2 separate regions of the Mus musculus genome follow, and region 2 is linked to region 1. The links are chromatin loops, found by intact Hi-C in ENCODE. Cell type or tissue: gastrocnemius. All regions are shown on one strand. Links, peaks and the distances in the headings refer to the core of each region. The heading gives the core; the rest is flanking DNA.

Evidence for each region. Peaks named below come from ENCODE experiments on the same cell type or tissue, not always from the same donor. Only the 100,000 strongest peaks of a DNase experiment are listed, where the experiment ranks them.
Region 2: it touches region 1 in a loop (6-fold over the local background); 2 of 42 quality-filtered maps call a loop at or near these places.

Annotation. Positions count from the first base shown.
Region 1 is chr10:59,217,607-59,227,700 of GRCm38, forward strand. Septin10 (septin 10) reads right to left here and starts at 3,894. Exons shown (of 10, transcript NM_001024911.3): 1 at 3,785-3,894. The coding sequence starts at 3,802. Sowahc (sosondowah ankyrin repeat domain family member C) reads left to right here and starts at 4,316. Exons shown (of 1, transcript NM_172939.3): 1 at 4,316-8,828. The coding sequence starts at 4,438. The coding sequence ends at 5,976. In gastrocnemius, for the core only: no CTCF peak of the experiment used is centred there; DNase peaks (open chromatin) are centred at 4,210, 4,846 and 5,373; H3K4me3 peaks cover 3,172 bases; H3K27ac peaks cover 2,783 bases.
Region 2 is chr10:59,696,765-59,706,858 of GRCm38, forward strand. Micu1 (mitochondrial calcium uptake 1) reads left to right here and starts at 5,799. Exons shown (of 12, transcript NM_144822.3): 1 at 5,799-5,923. In gastrocnemius, for the core only: no CTCF peak of the experiment used is centred there; a DNase peak (open chromatin) is centred at 5,742; H3K4me3 peaks cover 1,796 bases; H3K27ac peaks cover 918 bases.

The DNA.
Region 1 (10,094 bases), core at 1,043-9,042:
GTTTTTCTACATCAACTAACAATCAAGATAATCCTCACAGACGTGGCCACAGATCAATCTGATCTGGGCAATCTATCCATTGAGACTGCCACAGATGACCCCAAACTATGTCAAGGTGTCAGCTTAAACTAAGGAAGACACCTGTGAGTAATGTTTTGTACCTATACAGATATAGTACTACCTTAGTAACAACTCCCCTCAATAAGACATCTTTCTAGTTGAACTTTCAAATGTATTCAAGTAATGCTGGCCTGATTTGTGCTCAAAATAATGTTCTTGCAAATTAATATGCATGTAACACAACAAAAATATCACTGTACAAATATTGTCTATGAAAAAACTAAGTATAAACAACTCACAAAATATTTGGGTATCTGTGAATAAATTCTGTACTTATTTCACAATATATCAACTCTTTCTATATAAAACCATCTAACTAGAAAAAAGATTTCTCACAGTCTCCATAAATATGGAGGGTAGATTGAACTAGGAATTTTAGTTTTTGTTTTGTTACTTGAGATAATGTCTCTCTACATAACCCAGGCCAGTCTTGAGCTCACTATGTATCCTAAACTGACCTTGAATTTTTATCATCCTCCTGCCTCATCCTCCAGACACACACCATCTGCCACCCCCACCCCCAAGTGCTTACAGGTATTTATCACCATAAGCTTAATCTGGTTCCTCTATTATCATTAGCATATACCATTTATATAAAATAATGGTTTTATGACATTTTTAAACACGTAAACAATATTTGATGCTATTCTCAGCCCCCCCTTTCAGCTTCCCTTAACCCTCTCTTGAATCCTACTGGTCTCCGTGCCCCTCAAGACAGAAAAATATGAAAGTCTCCAAATCTGCATTCCATTTAGAAAAAAGCCAGCATACCATCTCCCAACTGCCCCCCATATCTTTACCTCAACTCAAACCCCTTCTTACTCTTTACAATGTATATTTTAAAATGAATTATTGTAGTTTTTTGTAAATGTTGATTTTTGGTTTTGTGGGTTCCTCCTGGGTCTTCCTTTATCTGTCTCCTATCTTCTCTGGCTCAGCTCAGCTTCTCCTAGCTCCACTGTCATCGCCTGTTTTCTCTGATCCTACTTCTGCCTACTCCGCAATCCTACTACTCTGTTTCTGCTAACACGCTATCTCCCTTACTACTCTCTCTCTTTCCCCTCAGCCTCTGCTAGCTTTTACATCCTCTCCTGTTCCCAGAAGTTCAAGAGCCAACTGGCACCGAAGAGCACAGGGTCATTTAAAGCACATATTTCATACTGCATATTATGTTCTTATTTCAATTATATTACTCACACCTGACATACATGAAAATAACCCAAGCATCCTATACGACTTACACCTCTGTCAATAAACACCCCTCAAACATATCCACAACTGACTGGATGACTACTGCGTCATCTCTACTAAACTGCCATTCGTTTCCCCCAGTCATCTGTCTCAGGCCTGGGTACCACGGGGATTAGGATTCTTTAAAAGGAAGAAGCTTTCGATTGCCTTAAATGTCCTATGGCTGGGCTGACAGGCTTTACCGTCCTCCTTCCATCATGCTTTTGTGTAGCAAAAGCCCCTGCTTCTCTTACAAGAGTTCTCAATCATCTTCCATGCTAAGAGAAGTGACAGTGAAGTGCCAAAGCTGGAGTTCACTGTCCCCCACATCACTGCTCTCTAAGGCTACATGTCAAACATGCTGTTTGACTTCACGTTACATTTTTATCTCAACTTTGCTTTATGTTTAAAAACATTTCCCCCTGGTCTATAGAGTGAGTTCCAGGACAGCCAGGACTACACAGAGAAATCCTGTCTCAGAAAAACAAACAAACAAACAAAAAAAAACAAAAACAAAAACATCACCCCAATTATTTCTTTATCCCTTAATTTAAAAGGTCTTAAGAGTCTGTGTAAGGAAAACTGGAAATCCTAGAATTCCTAGTTACGGTGAATTCATGGTTACTGTGACAATATGGTAACCACATTTCTCAAAACAGAACCCCCAACATATAATCTTAAAAAATTATGGTGCCTAGAAAGAGAACTGGCACTATTCCAGAACACCTAAGACTAGGACTTTTCCAGATGAAGTTACAGTCTCTGTACCTTCACTTATCTTTGAAGGTAACGAATACAATTACATGTAGAATGGCATTTAAATAGAAGCAAACAAGGACATAGTGGCACATAGAAATTCTCAACGACTACCTGATGGGGGGAAACAAACAGCTTAACAGTAACACAGCTTTGTCAACTGAGATGTCTCGGATGCACAGAATAGCTGATAAAAGTATAACTGTTGCTAAGAAGAACACGGACCCTCGTGGCAGAAATTCACCTATAAATGCCATTTCTAGTAACTACAAATAGAAATTCCATTGTTTTCAGCTTTCTATAAAAGTATATGAGCCACAACATAAACCTCTTCCTATGTGAAGCAATAAACAGATTCCAAATATGGTGAAACTCCATTCACATGTAAATATCGAAAAATTTACCCACGGTAGACATCATGGCAAATATGGGTGACAGATGTGAATGCAGTTACTGTGTCCAATGTATATTTCAGGGGGAAGAGACCTATAAGTTGTATTAGTGTGGATATATCTAACAAGAAATCAAAGTTTCATCATGCTAAAGAATTAGAAGGTACTGATAAATCACTAAATGGATGATAATACTTTTTTATGAGAATAGGTTTACTGGACAGCCATTAAGGTTCGAATAGCTTAGGTACTATGATTTTTTTTTCATGTCAATGATCACGAACCAACTTCACACAGAAATTATAGCATTTATCTATTTCTCATTATTTTTATTTTAGTCTATTGAAATAAGTTCTACAACTAAAATGCAACATAGGAAGATAATAATAAGAGTCACTTGTTTCAGGTAAGTAGAAAGTTATTTGGGAAATGTTGCTTGAGATTAAGAATCCGACAAAAATACTACCAATGCCAAAGGATTCAATAGAGTTAGTTAAGAGGATTACTTTCATTAATATTGGATAAGGGAAATATTAGAGTTTCTTAAAGTAGAGAAAAATAATTTACTGCGTGCAGCTGTTAGGGAAGTAGAAATAGAATCTATTCTACCCCCTGCGACAACTGGAAGATTCCACATACAATCTTAAAATGATGGGAACAAAAGCAAGATTACAAGAGATTGGTATTATGAAAACAGTATGACCTCTCGGATAACTATGGCTTATATCCTATATCAACTAAGATAAGTTTTTCAAGTTATTTGAACCGCACAAAACATTGGATCGGTCAAGTGGTTTGTTTGTTTTTTTTTTGTTGTTTTTTTTTTTTTTCATTACAAGGGGACGGGAAAGCCAAACAAAACCGCCAAGCATTACAGTAAACCCGCGAGCTTTGGAAAATCTAAGGAAGCCGACTTTCCGGTCAGTAGCCATGTACGTGTACACAATTGCACAAAATCAGGCGGATTCCAAGGCCTGATTTAAGTCGGGGAAAAGGAAAAAAAAAACCGTTACAAAGTGATAGGCATCGATCATCATCCTGGATTTCATTTACACCACCCCGCTTTGGCCAGGACCAGGAAGCCTGGAAAATGTAACTTTTCCCCAACATGCAGTCGCTCGCCAGAGCTCTTCAGCCCTCGCCCTGGGGCAACAGGGAGCCCCCTCTCCACGACACGCGGAGTCCCGGAGCCGCACGGTCACAATCTCGCTGGCCCAGAGGCGACCGGGCGGGGCGGGGCGGGGGCTCGGGGAACCCAAGGGCGCGGGGCTCACCAGCTGCTGTACCTCGTCGCATGAGGCCATAGCCCTGGTGGGACGTAGGGAAACGGTGGTCTCAGGCTGGACGCAAACACAGGTCCCGGGCCGCTTCAGAGAGAGACCCGCTGGGCGTAACTGGCGGGACAAGGGGCGTGCCCGGCGCCCCGCAGCCGTTAATGGGCGGGGCGGCCTCTGCTGAGAGGCTGGGGCGGGGCCGAGGCGGAGGGCTGCGGGAACGCGCCAGGGACTACCAGGGTTTCCCGCGCTCGGGGCGAGCTTCTCCCGGGTGTGCCCCACCGGGCGTTTTGACGAAAAGCCAAGTGTGTGGGGAGGGTGAGTGGAAACGTGAGCCTCGGAGGCCAAGCTCTGGGTCCCTCGCCTCCCGCCACTGGCGGAAACAGTGGCTGCGAGCCCGCGCGGAGCCCGGAAGTGGGCGGGGCCTCGGGCCGGGGACTGTCGCCGAGATTGAGTCCCGAGCGGAAGTGGGTGTGGCGGGGCGTGTCCACTGGGACGCGGCCCCAGTGAGGCGGTGTCAGCGCTCGCGGGACTCGAGACTCTTCAAAGCTGGGATCGCGCGTGCTGCCAGCCACTGAGACCCAAGCCGCTCTCCGGGTCCTCCAGGCGTCCGGCCATGGTGTCTGGCTGAGCGCTCCTGGGGCTGAGAAGCTGAGCCGCGGTGAATGGAGGGGTCACTGGAGCTGAGCTCGGAGGCGATCCTGCGCTTCCTCGCCGAGCGTGGGGGCCGGGCGGGACACTCGGAATTGGTGCAACACTTCAGGGACGTCCTGGGTGGCCAGCGCGAACAGCGCACCCGCGCCCGCGAGCGCTTCAAGGAACTGGTCAATGCCGTGGCCACCGTGCGCACCGATCCCGCGGATGGTACCAAGTATGTGCATCTCAAGAAAAGGTTCTGTACGGGGGATTCCCCCCCGCTTGAGGCCAAGCTCCCCCGAGAGCCCCCGCGTATCGAGGTGACTGAGGAGCCTCAAGTCCCGGACCTTGCAGCGGAGCCTTGCGAGGGCAGCCAGCTCCAGGAGGCAAATCCACAGTTGTCTCTCGGACTGGGTGGCGAAGTGAGCGACCAAGAGCCTCCAGCCCCTGCTCAAGGTGGGGCCCAAGGTAAGGACTCGCCACCACAGGAGGTCGAGGCCGTGTCCTGGGCGTCGGGTCCCGGGTCCAGCGAGAACCTTAAACTCCCTCCACAGGGGGAGGCTGAAGGGGGCAGTTCCCCTAGTGGGCCAAACACACCCAGGTCGGCCCGTCAGAACTTTCGGGACCTGGTGTTGGGCAGCTCCCCGCAACTAAAGAGGAGCGTGGGTCCTGGGGACGGTAACGCTGGAGGTCGCAGCAGAGGAGGGGGCGACTCCGATACCGCATCGTTAGCTTCTTCGTCCGCAGAAGAGGAGAGCAGCGTCGGGGCCTCGGTTACCCTGGATCCCCTGGATCACGCCTGGATGCTCTCAGCTTCCGAGGGCAAGTGGGACAGCCTAGAAGGGCTGCTCACTTGTGAGCCCGGCCTGCTCTCGAAGCGAGACTTCATCACCGGCTTCACTTGTCTCCACTGGGCCGCCAAGCACGGCAGGCAAGAGCTCCTGGCCATGTTGGTCAACTTTGCCACCAAACACCAGCTGCCAGTGAACATCAATGCCAAGTCGAGCGGAGGCTACACTGCCCTACATTTGGCAGCGATGCATGGGCATGTAGAGGTGGTGAAGTTACTAGTGGGGGCCTACGACGCAGATGTAGACATCAGGGACTACAGCGGGAGAAAGGCCTCTCAGTATCTGAGCGAGAGCATCGCAGAGGAGATAAAGAACCTGGTGGGAGCCCTGGATGAAGATGATGGAGACAGCCCTGCCGCCCGCGGGGGTGGGCGCTGGAGACTTTCAAAGGTGCTCCCCTCACACATCACTCACAAACTCTCCCCGGTCGTGGAAGACGGAGCTGAACTTCACCACCACGTCCCCGAGGGATGGACTGGAGGAAGCAAAGCAAAAGATTCAGGTCGCAAAGCCTCGGGCAGCTCAAGTGGACGGATGAAGCCACGACTCAACAAAATCCGATTCCGAACCCAGATCATTCACACCACTCCCTCCTTCAGGGATGCTAAACCGACACTGGAGGAAGGGGAGGAGGAGGAGGAGGAGGAGGAGGAAAGGTCTCTTAGAGGCTACTCATCTTCCTTTAAACTGAGACCGAAGTCCAATGTATTTGGGTAAAATAATTCGCGCTAGAAATGCTAAGGCTTATTTGTCTTCAAGGTAGAATAATACTGGGTATGGATAAGAAGTGGAAGCAGAAAAAACCAAATAAATTATGCATTTTAACTTTCGGGCTTGGGGTGGATCTGTAATAATCCTTTCAGGATAGCATTCTGAGGCAAGAAAATGTCTCTGAAGTGATTCATAATGCACTGATTTGTGCCTCTTCCCCAACCCCACCCAGGTAACCTGGAACTTGTGAGAACTGGAATTATTGATGACTAAGAGTCCCATTTGCTTTTTAATCATTGCGAGATACCATGCAAAGTAAGGGCCATGAGAAAATGCAAAACACATGGTATTGCAAACTGAACCTGCTAATGTTTGTAAGTGAATGAAACTAGAGGCTGCCCTGATTTTCTGCTATGCACACTTGCTTAAGGTGCTAAAGAAGGGCAAGGTCAGAGTTGAAATGTGAAACTACAAAGGAGGATTATGTGAACGGAGATGGGAATCCCACTGATAACGTCTTACTTGTATTGTAAGTAGCGGTTCCCAATTTTTTTTTTAAAGCAGTTTTACTTTTAATCACTGAACTGAAGAAGGAAGCAGCACTTGCTTTCAAGTTACTGTAATCTGGTTTGTGCCTATATAACACTATACGGTACATTATTAACTACAAACTTGGTTCAATAGAAGAAGACATTTATTTAAATAGATGAGCACATAGCAACCTATGGTACTTTTTTTAAATGTGTATGTCTTGTTGATTATCACCAACTAGTTTTGCTACTCTTAAATTCTGAACTTTCTGAGGTTTGTATTCTGGGGATTTTGTTTGTTTGTTTGTTTATGAAGCTTACAATACTTTACTTATCACCTAAACTGATTTACTTATCACCTAAACCATTCCTTGTTTAGAAAATAGCAAAATATGCTTCTGTGAAGTAATTATTAAATCAGTTTAATATGTTTCTCATGTAAGAGACATTTTAATTTTATTAATACATTCATAGCCTCTATGCTTTGTAGCAACATTTTACAAATGTGCAAAATACTAAATCTTTCACTTTTCTTATGTTTCTTTGTATGTACTCAAAGAACTATAGTGTGGTTACAGAAAGCCTAGATAGTCTGCCCATTTAAAAATGGGCAATTTATTATATTTTATAAAAAGGAAGAGAAATGGGGCCATTTCTGTATTTCAATGCTGCTAGCTATTGAATTTCCTTATATATAGTTGAAAAATACTATTCCTTAAAATTAAAGACTTTTACAACTGTGATCCGTAATTACATTCCATTCACTTGTGCTAAGAGTAAATGGCTTTATAATTATTTTAAAATTTAACTTACAAACATATTAAATCTTATAACAAGAGTAGAAACTTCTGTGGGAGACTGGTTTGACCAAATCCTTCTCTCTAGTCTTTCTGGCCTACAACATAGAGGGCAGAGTAAGCAGCCAAGTCCTCAGAGTCGAGGGGACTGCGTGGTTATACAGAGCTCACAGCATTCTGTTGTTAACTGGCCTCCCCAAGTCATAGAGATTTCTAACAAATTTGTCACATCTCAAAATAGCACTTCTTTAAATGTGAATTGAAGATGCTCATGAAATATATAAGTTGTGGCTCAGTAGGTCAGAGCACTTGTTCTGCAAGCATGAGGATCTGTGACTGAATCCCCAGCATCCATCTAATAGGGTATGCATAGCTGAGGGTATGAGTAACCTAACATGAGGAACTGAGACAGGCAGAGCCTCAGAGCCCAGTGGCCAGCCAGCCTACCTGAAAGTAGTGACTTCTGGATCGGGGAGGCTATCTCAAGGCAGTAAGAAAGGCATCAAGGAAGTCACCTGACATTCTACTTCTATCTTCAGAATAAGCACACGTGGGGCTCCCAAACATTCTCATGCCTACACTACACACAAACACACATACACACATAAGTTGCTACCCACTTATGTGCCTTTATCTTTGTTTTAGGATTTAAGTAGATCGGGTACATTGATAAGCACTTTTTCTGTACACTTAAGTGAAAAGCCAATGTAAAAAGCAATCATGTGTTCCATGTCTTAGACGTGTTAGCTATATCTAGTGCCAAATAAGCTTACAGTTCTCATCTAGGACTTTTAAATTCCATGCTAAGATAAGGCAACTATCATTAACTTGCTTTTCAAACTAAATGTTTAAAACTATGATAAAACATTAAATTTTTTCTGGAGTCATTCCTGGGCAGGCCAAACAGCTCAGCAGATGAAAGTGGTTATCTTACAAGCTTAAAGACCTGAGTTTGGCCCTAGAACCCACAGTGGATGGAGAAAACTTAACTCTTAAAAATTGTCCTCCAGCTTCCCCATGTGCACCATGGTGTCTGCACACCTGTACTCATACAAACACACAAAGCTAATTAGTTTAAATTTCAAAAGCCCCGAAAGGAACTCCGGGCATTCCTTGTCATAATGTAGCTTATTCAGTAAATATGACATTTTAAGCTACTTAACACCATTCCTCTTTTTTTTTCAATGTCCAAATCAAGAGTAGAAAAAAATGATTCGTATAATTTAATAAATATGAAGTTGTATCTCTCAATAATGGCAATAGATAAATACAGGCATCTGTTGACAAGAGACTGTGTAGTTTCAAAACAAGTTTATGTGTCCTCCAGGTACGCTTGAAACTATGAATGTCAGTTTGCTTTTATGGTATGTAAAGTGCAGCTAACGGGGTACTAGTTTATTCACACCTGAAATATTGGAATGTGATGTTTGTCTTTTGTTTTTTGGTTGTTTTTTTTTTAAGTAAGTGAAAGTTTGTGAGTTTAAGAATCTGTGAAGTTTGTGGAAATAAAATGTCCATCGTAGAGATCAAAGTGCTGAGTGTCTGTGGTTCCTTAGCTACTTTACATATGGCTCACAAAATGCTTCTCGAAGTTTCCATTTTATTTGGTTCTTCTCCCACCTTCTAAGGATACAGCTACAGAATCCCTAATTTATAGGTAGGAAATGAAGGTCCATGGCCTAGAGAGTCTTCCTTTGTGCAGTTTTTGTCTTTCCTGAACATTAAGTTGTCAGATTTTTGGGAAAACTGCTTCAGTTTAGCAGCAATAATGGAGGAGTCTCTTTAACAAACATCAGGACCTTTTAAGATGAAAAACGAGAAGGTTGGGAAGTGGTTTAGTCAGTACGTAAAATGCTCACAGGCATGGACAGAGGCTAACCTAACCAAGGTAACCCCTCCCAGGCATGCCCAACTGCTTGGTTCCTAGGTGAGCCTAGATCCTATCAAGTTAATTAGTCTTAGCTATCACAGAGGTTAAGTTAAATCCTCTGGGAATTCGCTGAAAACCAGCATTCTTTTAAATTAAGCCAATTGCAGGAAGATATATGAAACTGTTGCTCATGTTAAGCTAAATAAGCTAGACTCAGAAAAGCATTTCATGTTTTCACTCATGTGTTTATGTATACACAAGTGAAGGAAGTTGAAGGGAAATTACTAGGGAAGAAAATGGGACAAAAGGAAGGGAGAAGGGAACAAGAAAGGATCATGGGTGAATATAAGCAAAGGATACATTACACATGTAAAAATGTCATAATGGCACCTGTTATTTTGGTTGTTTTGTTGTTTTATTTTCTTTTTTTCCTTAATTTACTTTTTTATTCACTTTACATCCTGGTCACAGCAGCCTCACTCCCTCCTCTCCTCCAAATACCACCTTCATAAGTACCTTCCCCCTTCCCCTTCCGACTCTCTAAGGAGAAGGGGAAGCCCCCTTGGGTACCACCCTACCCTAGGATATCAAGTTGAAGCAGAACTAAGTACATCCTCTCCCACTGAGGCCCAACCAGGCAGTCCAGCTAGGGGAAGGGGATCCAATGGCAGGCAACAAAATCAGAGATAGCTCTCACTCCAATGTTAAGGGTTGCACATGAAGACTAAGCTGAACATCTGGTACAAATGTGTAGGGGACCTAGGTCTAGCTCTTGTATGCTCTTTGCTGGTGGTTCAGCCTCTGTGAACCCCCACGGACCCAAGCTAGTTGACTTTGTAGGTCTTCTTTATGTTCTTGACCCTCCAGCTCCCTCAATCCTTTCTCCCCCCACCACTCTTCCACATGACTCCCCAAGCTCCACCTGAT
Region 2 (10,094 bases), core at 1,367-9,366, 480 kb after region 1:
TAATTTAAAATGTTTAAAAATTCTGAGTAGATAAAAATTTTAAGACAAGAGAAAACAAATAGTAGCAATTATTTTATAGGAAAAATTTCGATTCTTGTAAGAAGGTTGAAAATCTAATCACTGGGGATAAAGCATACTGACTATCTTGCTCTCTTGTTTAACCTTGATTCCAGAGGTACCAGGCTCAACTGATGAATTTTTAGCACTAAATAAAAATGAGCATTTACAATATAGCATTAAGCCTGAATGAAATGACATTGGCCGCTCTGAAGTATTGTTGAGGAGATGGGTTTTATTGTAGATAAGAGTGAGAGTACAGCCAGAGGCATCTGCAAGGGTCCAGACTGAACTGGGCTATGGGGGGGTAAGGGTGGGGATGGGAGGGGCGTAGGGCGTGTGGATGGGCGAGTGGGAGGAAGCAGAGAGGAAAAGATGAGAGAAGAGGAGAGTGGACCAAGAGAGGAGCCTCAGTCAGAGAGGATCAAGAAAGCACGCGGCAGAAATGGCAGCTTCATATATAGGAATGAGAAGATGGGGGAAGGGAAGGGAAGCCCCTGGGAGGGAGAGGTTTAGAATAGGGGGCGGGGCAAGAAGTGCTGGGAGGAGTCACAGGTGTCCAGCATGGTCAGTCCTGGGTTTCTTTGAGACCTGACAAATGCATTAGAAGGAAATGTGAAAAGTTCCTGGAACTGGAATTAGAAAAACTTGTCCGCCTATAAATTATTGACAGTATATAATAAGCTAAAACAATAAAAACAAAAGCCAAACAAAACCACCCAATCTCCCGACTCTAATAATAAAACCAGTTAAAGCAAGGCCGAAAGAGAATCTGTAGTGAGAGGCCTGCTTGGACTATGTAGCAAGACTGTCAATAATAATAATAATAACAACAATAATAAATATAATAATAAATATTGTGCTGAAGTTTTAGATATTTTAGACTTTTAGATAAATTTAGGAGTCAATTTAAAATGAGAAAAATTAAGGAAACAACCTTTTTAAAATAAAATAAAATAGGATAAAACAAACTAACACATTAGAATTGGACAAACAAGGGCTGGAGAGATGTCTCAGTGGTTAAGAGCACTGACTGCTCTTCCAAAGGTCCTGAGTTCAATTCCCAGCAACCACATGGTGGCTCACAACCATCTGTAATGAGATCTGATGCCCTCTCTGGTGTGTCTAAAGAGAATGACAGTGTAATCACACTAAATAAATAAATAAATAAATAAATAAATCTTAAAAAAAAAAAGAATTGGACAAACAAACAGGAGGGAAAGAGATCAAGAGGAGGAACAAGAAACAGAGACCCACTTGTTCCCACACTCAGGAATGGCCTAAAAACACCAATAGAAGCCATAATATATATGCAAAGGACATGTAGGGTAAAAAGAGAGAAGGAATTATATATATGAAATGAAAAAAATTTTTAAATGATAATATAACCAATTTTAAAGCGTGCACACATGTGTGTGTGAGTGTGTGTGTGTGTGTGTGTGTGTGTGTGCACGTGTGCGCTTGGGCGTGTGTGTGCACGAGCATGCGAACATCCCTGCGCACCCGCAAGCATATCTTGACATTGCGAGACAAGGAATCTCCGAAGATGCTGTTGAGTTCATTTTCTCTTGATCATCTACTGCTGGGCATACCCTTAAGGACAGTTAGAAAAAAATCTTTTTTTAAATATAAAATTTTAAACAAGCCATGTAATAGTGGAGCATACCTTTAACCCAGGAAGCAGAGGCAGGCAGATCTTTGAGTTCAAAGCCAGCCTGGTCTACAGAGGGAGTTCCAGGACAGTCAGAGCTACACAGTAAACTCCTGTCTCTAAATAAATAAATAATGCTTGAGGGGAAAAAAGCGAATAGTACAGGAAACCTCTGACTATCATGTACTCAAATTTATCCATTTTGAACATTTCAATGTATTGGTTTTATCCCTCTGTCTAGCTATTTTCTTTCTTCTAACTCTTCTGAGAATAGCTTGTGTAAGTCATGCTCTTATGCCTGCTCGCACGTCAGGTTAAATTGCTAAGACAGATACTTGCTCCTATATGTAGTCACACAATTATCAAATGTGGGGTCTATGTTTATCTAATCTATGGCCCATAGTTCAATTGCTTCAATTGTTCCAATTAACTTTTTATAAGATTTCAACTTAGGGTCATGTCCTAAGTCCAGTGGTCAAGTCCTTTCTGATCAGTAAAGCTGAGCACTTCGCCTTTTGTTTTCCTTTCATTAAAAAAAACAGTAGCTTCTCCGAAACGTTTACTTACCCCACCTGGTATCCCTTGACTCTCGCTCTGTCTTTGCCGTGCTTGGTGCAAACTGTTGGTTTGGTTGGTTTGTGGTTGTTTTATTTTGTTTCCTGTCTGCTGCCTTTGTATTTATTGTGGGGACCTCGTGTTAAGGGAGGTCTCTTCCATCTATTTGTGTATCCCCCGCTCCCTCATTACTAAAGACTCGTGGAGTCTTGTTTTATTCAGTGGATTACAGCCTGTCTTAGTTACCATTTCACTGCTCTGAACAGACACCATGATCAAGGCAATTCCTTTTTTTTTTTTTTTTTTTTTTTTTTGGTTTTTCGAGACAGGGTTTTTCTGTGTAGCCCTGGCACTCACTCTGTAGACCAGGTTAGCCACGAACTCAGAAATTCGTCTGCCTCTGCCTCCCAAGTGCTGGGATTAAAGGCGTGCGCCACCATGCCTGGCTCCAAGGCAACTGTTATAAAGGACATTTAATTGGAGCTGGCTTACAGGTTCAGAGGTTCAGTCCATTATCATTAAGGCAGGAAGATGGCAGCATCCAGGCAGGCATGGTGCAGAAGCTGAGAGTTCATCATCTCCGTCTGAAGGCTGCTAATGGAAGACTGGCTTCCAGATAGCTTTTAAGACCCCCCATGAGGGTCTTAAAGCCCACGCCCACAGTGACACACCTTTTCCAACAAGACCACGCCCATCCCCAACAAGGCCACACCCAATCCCTCAAGGCCACACCTCCAAATAGTGCCACTCTCTGGACTGAGCTTATAGGAACCATCGAACCAGCACATTGTTCTCCCTTTAATTCTCCCATAGTCCCACAGTTGGCCATCTCGAAGCCCTTCAAGTTTTTGGCATGCACCTTTTAATTTCCTGGGTACAGCCAGACTTTCTAACACAAGATGTTCCAGATCCTCTTGGACCTTTCTGCCCTCGCCCTGAATTCAACCATTTCTCCATGAACGCCGGCTTCCTTTTATAAAAGTGGAAAAAAATGGATTTAGGACTCAAAATAGGAGAAGCGATTCTTTGATTTTGTAGTTACCTTCAACTACAATGAAAAAGAATAGATTTAAAATTTTTATGTATCGTTGATTCAGCTGGTCTTCCTTGCTTCATTTGTGATAGATAAAAAGAAAGGAATATTTAAGGTTTAAAAAATTTTTTTTCTTACTTATTTGAATATAATTATTTCTGGCCATAATTATCAGGAAAGAACATACACACTACAATAGCAACTAAGAACTTAACTTCTAAATGATACTGGACTATACTAGTTCCTCAACAAGAATCTGTGGGGTGGCAAACAGCTCAATTCTAGAGGGCTTCCTAGACTGTACAAAGTTCGGTGTTCAGTCTCCAGCACTACAGAAGAGAGAGGAAAGCTTTGGAAATCTGCATAGGTTTTTAAAGACTATAATTTATAAAACTCTGAAGATAGATATAATGAAGGATGGGGAGTCTATTTTGAATTCATTTGAAAGAATTGAATGGAAGGCTTATGAAATGACACTCCAGTCACTCAGATGCCTGTCTCAGGAGAGATTCACTTTTCACTGTGGTGTAATAAGTTGAGCCTGCTGTGGTCACACCTGGAATTGCTACTTTTATGTATGTGATAAAAATAGGTAACTAGGAAATGCTTGAAAGCATGTCAATTAATATGTTGGCCCAACTGAAAGAGAAAAAAAACTTCTCTCTCTCTCTCTCTCTCTCTCTCTCTCTCACACACACACACACACACACACACACACACACACACACACACACACACAAAATAGCGCAGGATTTCTAGTATAATGTACTTTTGCTATACTGAAGACAAAATAGAGATATTTTATTCTGTGGCATGGAGGGGAAAAAAAGACCCAAATCCATTTCTTTTCCCATTCAACACCTACATGGAAATCACATGGGACTATGAAGATCCAGATTTCTGAGCACCGTTCTAGTCCAGTGAGTGTATCTTAGGATCCAGGAATCTGTGTTATTTTACCCTGAGCCAGGCATAGTAGTGCATGCCCACAACCCCTGCACTTTGGAGGCCAAGGCAGGAGGATTACCATGAGTTTGAGAACAGCATGGGTACCCTAGCCTATATAAAAAGAACTGTCTCAAATAAAAACCTAAACCAAAAATCTCTCCAGTTAAGTGTGAGGCATTTGATTATCAACATGGCATGGGAACTACTGGTGTGGGGCAGGGGAGGGATACCTGGATATTTCTTCTTATATTTATTTACATATTATTATGTGTGTGAGTATGTGTGTGGGGTGACACATTTGCTATGGTACATGGATGGAGGTAAGGGAAAAATTTGCTATTTATGTAGCTGAGGACAACCTAAAGACAATTCCTGATCCTCCTGCCTCCGTCTCTACAGGGGTTATAGTCATATACCAACATGCCCAACTTAATCATTGTCTTCCTTGATCTTGATGGATTTTTATGTTTGGCTTGGTTTTTCAGACAGGATCTTATAGAGCCCACACTAGCCTCAAACTCACTATGTAACTAAGTATGGCTTTGAACTCCTGATCCTACTGCCTCTATCTCTCAGATTCTGGGATTACAGTTCTATGCCACCACATCTGGCTGAAAATTTTATTCAACAATTTATATATTGATGATTTTTTTTCTCTTTTCCTTATTCAAATAAAGAGTTAATTTATCCCGTGAGCCTCCAAAGTGTTCTATGGTATTTACGATGCAATGTGAAATTTACAAGTTTCAGAGATAACAAGATGTGTGTCCCAAGAGAAGACTTTTATTCGCTCTTTTCTCCTTCCCTTTTTTCATGTATGTATGTATGTATGTATGTATGTATGTATGTATGCATGCAGGTATGTGTGTTCCGCAGCATGGTTCTGAAGGTTAGGAGACAACTTGCATCAGTCAGTTCTCTCCTTCCACCATAAGTGTCCTGGGACTCAAATACGGGTTATCTGGTTTGGTAGTAAGAGCCCTTACCTGCTGAGCTCCTCTGTTTCATAATTTGACACAGGTCTAAGTAAACCACACTAGCCTCTAAGTTCCAAGTGTTGGGAGACTAGCGGGGACTTCCTGGAAGGAGTGAACGTGGAGAACTGGAGGTGGATAAGATTAAGATACATTATATCTTACGAAACTGTCAAAGAATAAATAAAAGATGTTCCTAAAATAAAACCAGTGTGAGCCTCTAGACTGGTGGGAAGAACCTCGTTATCAATTTCCCACTTACGGAAGAGCAGGGTTTAACTAGAAAGAGGCACAGGAGAGGTGGACTTTGACAGCAGAGAAACAAAATCAGCAATGGAATGCAGGAGGGATTTTGCAAATCTGCCGGCATTCCCGCCTAAACAGCGAGGGCGTGGCACCGACGTGTGGGCGGGGCTGAGGACAGGGCGGGCCCCCAGGCGAGGGCGGAGTCTTGACTCGGGGCGGGATCCGAAGTGTGGGCGGGCCCCAGAGAAGGGCGGGGTTGCCTCTCCGCCCCGCCCCATTTTCCCCAACTCGGTTCCTCCCTGCTACGTTTCATCAAGATCCCGGCAGGCCCAGCGGCTAAGGGAGTCACGTGAGAGTGGGCGGAGGACGCAGAGCGGGGCTCCCCGGCATTTGCGTCTCTATGGTTGTCAGAGGTGGGCGGCATTCTCCGAGTTGCTGCTAAAGCTGGAGCGCGGACGGGTGAGTGTGAGGAATCTGATCGCCTGGAGGCGAGTTTAGGGGAGGGGAAGTCGGCGCATTTTGGGGACGAGCCTTTCGTGTGGCTCTGAGATCCGGCCACTTTTCAGGTCCGCCAGGGACTGCTGCTGTCTTGGTGATGCTGTTGGTGATATGCTGAGGGGACTCTCGGTCCTCCGCTCCCTTCACCCTATCACCCCTTATCCCTGTCAGGGAGAACTTGTAGTGCCCGGCTTCTAGCCTCAGAGTGCATCCTCTCCACCTGCGGCCAGGACACACTAGTTCTCCCGGAATTCGTGGATGTGGTCAGAAGTAGATGGAGGAGTTTAGAGCTGTGACAGAAAGATAGATAAATACATGTATTGGGGATAGAGAAGATGGGGCGGGGGGATCATTGGCCTTTTAGAAAAGCAAAACAAACTGCAGACTTCTCGGACTGTTCCGTTTTTTATCCTCACCAGCAACTTCGCGTTCTCATTCTCCCTTTCTCTGTCTGTGCCCAGTCCCAGTCGGGGCTACCCACACGATGTTTCGAGAATGAGCCAGGTATTACTGATTATGTGGGATGCTAGAAGAAGAGTTTAAGGCGGACTGTGTTTTATAATAAGTTGTCACCTTTATAAATCCGAGGTTTTGTCTACAGTCCCTTTCAGGTGCTTGAAGTGCAAATATTTGTGCATGTAAATAAATAATTAAGATTAAATAATTTTCTTCCTGAGACATTTTGGAAAGACCTATTTTTTTCCCGCTTGTTTATAAATACATGTTTTGATCCACTTCTGGGATGACTCCCTTAATAAACCTCTGTTTACTTTAAAGCAGTCAGTAGGGTCAGACAGGGAGGTGATTTAACAGCATTAGAAAGGAGTGTGTGCTGGAGATGAAACACATCTGTTGGGGAGTTTAGGTTTCACTGATTGTCAGCCTTTGAGACATAACAAACAGTTGGCGGACTCGACCATCCTGAATGTTTGCCGGTGTGGACAATGTGATGCTTGTTTAGAATCTTATCCTAAAGAGTTTAGAATGCCACTTATCCGGGAAGATGTTCTGGCCACCAGTTACTTTGTTTTGTTTGAATTCTTTTTTGTTCTGTTTTTTTTTTTTGAGGTAGGTTCCCCACCCCCATCACTAGGTTTGGCCTTAAAGTCTGAATCTTTCTGTCTCTGCCAACTGAATGGTGGGTGGGATTACAGGCCTGCCCAGACCTTACAGACTTCAATGGGTTCGGTCCCCACTTCTCATCAATCTTTGATTCTGTTTTGCTTAAAGACATCACCCTGGCTACCTACTGATGCCAAGAAAGAGTCATCAACACCTAAGTATCCGCACAGGGGTCATAACATTCAAAATAATATTAGCAGAAAGTGAAGATTCTGGAATGGCTGGTGTGCCTGGAGAGAATGATAGGAGCCAATGATAAAGCCAATTCTGGTAAAAGCAAGAGCATCACTGCCTTTATTATAGTTTCATGGAGTGGTTACTGTATTCAGTAAATCCATCCATCCATCTGTCCGTCTGTCTGTCCATCCACCCATCTATTGATACAGTGTTTCACTGTGTTGCCCAAGCTGGCCTTGAACTCCTAGGTATAAACACCCTGCCTCAGGCTCTGTAACTTGCTTTCTTATGCTTAGAGGAAAAAAAAACTAATAATACATAATTCCTCATGTAATTGAATATCACATGAAATAATTATAACCGTTATATTTAACTGAACAACTACTTTAGACCTTTGTAGTCATTTTAAAGACTCAAGTAATTAATGATGCTCTCCCCGCCAACCCCCACAGTTGGCTGAATATTTAATGGCAGTCTTCTGCCTCAGGCTCCTGAGTGCTGGGATTATAGGCATGTGCCACCAGGCTGGCAGTAAAGCCATATATATGTATGTATATTATATGTATGTATATACACACACACATATATATACACACATACATATACACACACATACACACAACATATATACATACAACATATATATGTATATATATGTTTACTTTTAAACTGCAAAGTTAGTTTTAGCTCTTGAACAGTTTCAACAGTATTGAAAGCACAAGCTAAATACTCTCCATTTTCCCCCAAAGAGTTATCTGGTATACTTCCTTTTATATAAAAGTACTTTTTAAAAAAAAGGTTTACCACAATATCCCCCCAACTTCTAATAGAAAGAGCTTCCTTTGATGCCAAAAAAGGGAGTGGATTCCTTTCCAGGTGCTCTGATTTAGTGTTTCATGAGGGGAAAAAATGTTAATTCTTTAAAAACACTAAATGTTACTCTCTGGGCATGTGTTAGACACCTGAGAAGTATCTTGAAATGGTTTTGTTTCTTCTTATAAAAACAGTGTGTCCTGTTCAAAAGTGGGAACATTACAAAACCTGTAACATTGGGCTGAGTGTGGCGGTGCAGGTCTTTAATCTGAGCTCTCCAGAGGCAGAGGCTGTCAGACGTCTTTTGAGTTCCACACCATCCTGGTCCACATAGTGAATTTCAGGCCATCCAGCGCTACATAGTAACACCATGTCTCAAAAAAAAAAAAAAAAAAATTCACCCACCCACCTACCAAGTCAAGGTTATTACTAATCTCCAGAATCATTTCCTTTTGGGGAGATGTAATTGGGAATTCTGGGAAAATAATTGAAACTTGGCCTCATACTCCTTAGGAAAGGCTTGCACCCCAGAAGAGCTCCTCATGTCCTCTATATATCTAGCACGTTTCTGTGCGGTGCCTCACTGGCCAGCAATGCCAGCTTGTGCCTCTGTTTATCCTGGAGGTTTTCCCTGCTGCCAGGGAGATAGAAAGCTCTTTGTGGCCAGGCTTGGGTTTCTTACCATGGACTAGGAGAAAGGAAAACATGGTCTCACCCCACACACATTAATGGGGTGGGGGGAGAGGGGAACATTTGGTTTCTAAAGGAAAACAATTGCGGTGTTCGATCCTGCTGAAGGGAGGTCGGTTGTATGAAGGCGGAAACAATAGATATTTACAAGTATTTGTATTCTAACTGAAGAGGTCTTCTTTTCCTTTGAGATATAAATTACTTATATTTGTAGTCTGGGCGTTGACGTCTGCTTTTTAAAATATCTATTATTAATAAAATTTGAATTTTGAGCCCTTCCTTTGCATAGGTGTGTATTGTTGTTACAGGTGTGGTGTCTTGGCTCTGGAGTATCTTTTTTTAGCTTTATTTATTTTAATGTTGTGTGCATGGGTACTTTGCCAGCATGTATGTCTGTGCACCATGTATGTGCCTGGAGAGGCCAGAAGAGGGCTTCAGAGTCCTTGAAACTATGGGTGCTTGGAACCGAACCCAGGTCCTTAACAAGAGCAACAAGTGCTCTTAACTCATGAGCCATCTTTGCAGCCCCCAGGTATTGGCGGTTTATAACCTGTAATATATTGTCACCTTGGCCAGTTTGTCTCACTTCCTTTTTTTTCAGCACAGGCTCTGTTGCTGAGCTACAACTTATGTGCCAAGCTCAATAATGACTGGTACTTTTTGTATTGTAGGTTAGTTAATTTGACTAAGTGACTCCAGCTTATAAATAGTGAATAAAGATATTTTAAGTGCTTGAATAGCTGTGATCAATAAGAGTAAATTCTAGGTCCTCTGCATTATTCTGCTGACAAGTCTCTTGGTGTAGAGACTACGTTGTGTTGATCATTGCATGAAAAATAAAACCTATAATTCACTATTTGCTGTCAAATGGATATTAACTTTAAAACTAGTTAACATTAGTGTCTTGTTTTCTATCTTTTTATGCTTCGTTGTAATGATTCATTGTATTTTAGGGGAGACTATAATTAAAACAATGTACTGTTTATTGTCCTGTTTTCAATGGAAAGAAATGGCGTTGGCAGCTCAGTTCAGTGGGCGCTAACTGCTGTACTAGCTGCTGACACTGGCCGCAGAGGTTCCGATGAGGTATGTTCTAGAGCCCAGCTCCATCCCTTCTTAATGGCGAGCCGGGTAACCCCTCTGCACCTGAGATTGTCCCTTTGCACATGGGAGAGACCATGCCTTCTCTTGTGTGGACAAGGTTAATTAGAATATAGTGAGTGTGTGGATGCATAACGTTCTAATCACATGTAAGTGTCAATAATAGCAGACATAATGTCTTAAGTGAGTTTAGTTTTCTAATTTTTAGAATCCTTGTCTCAATGGTGTG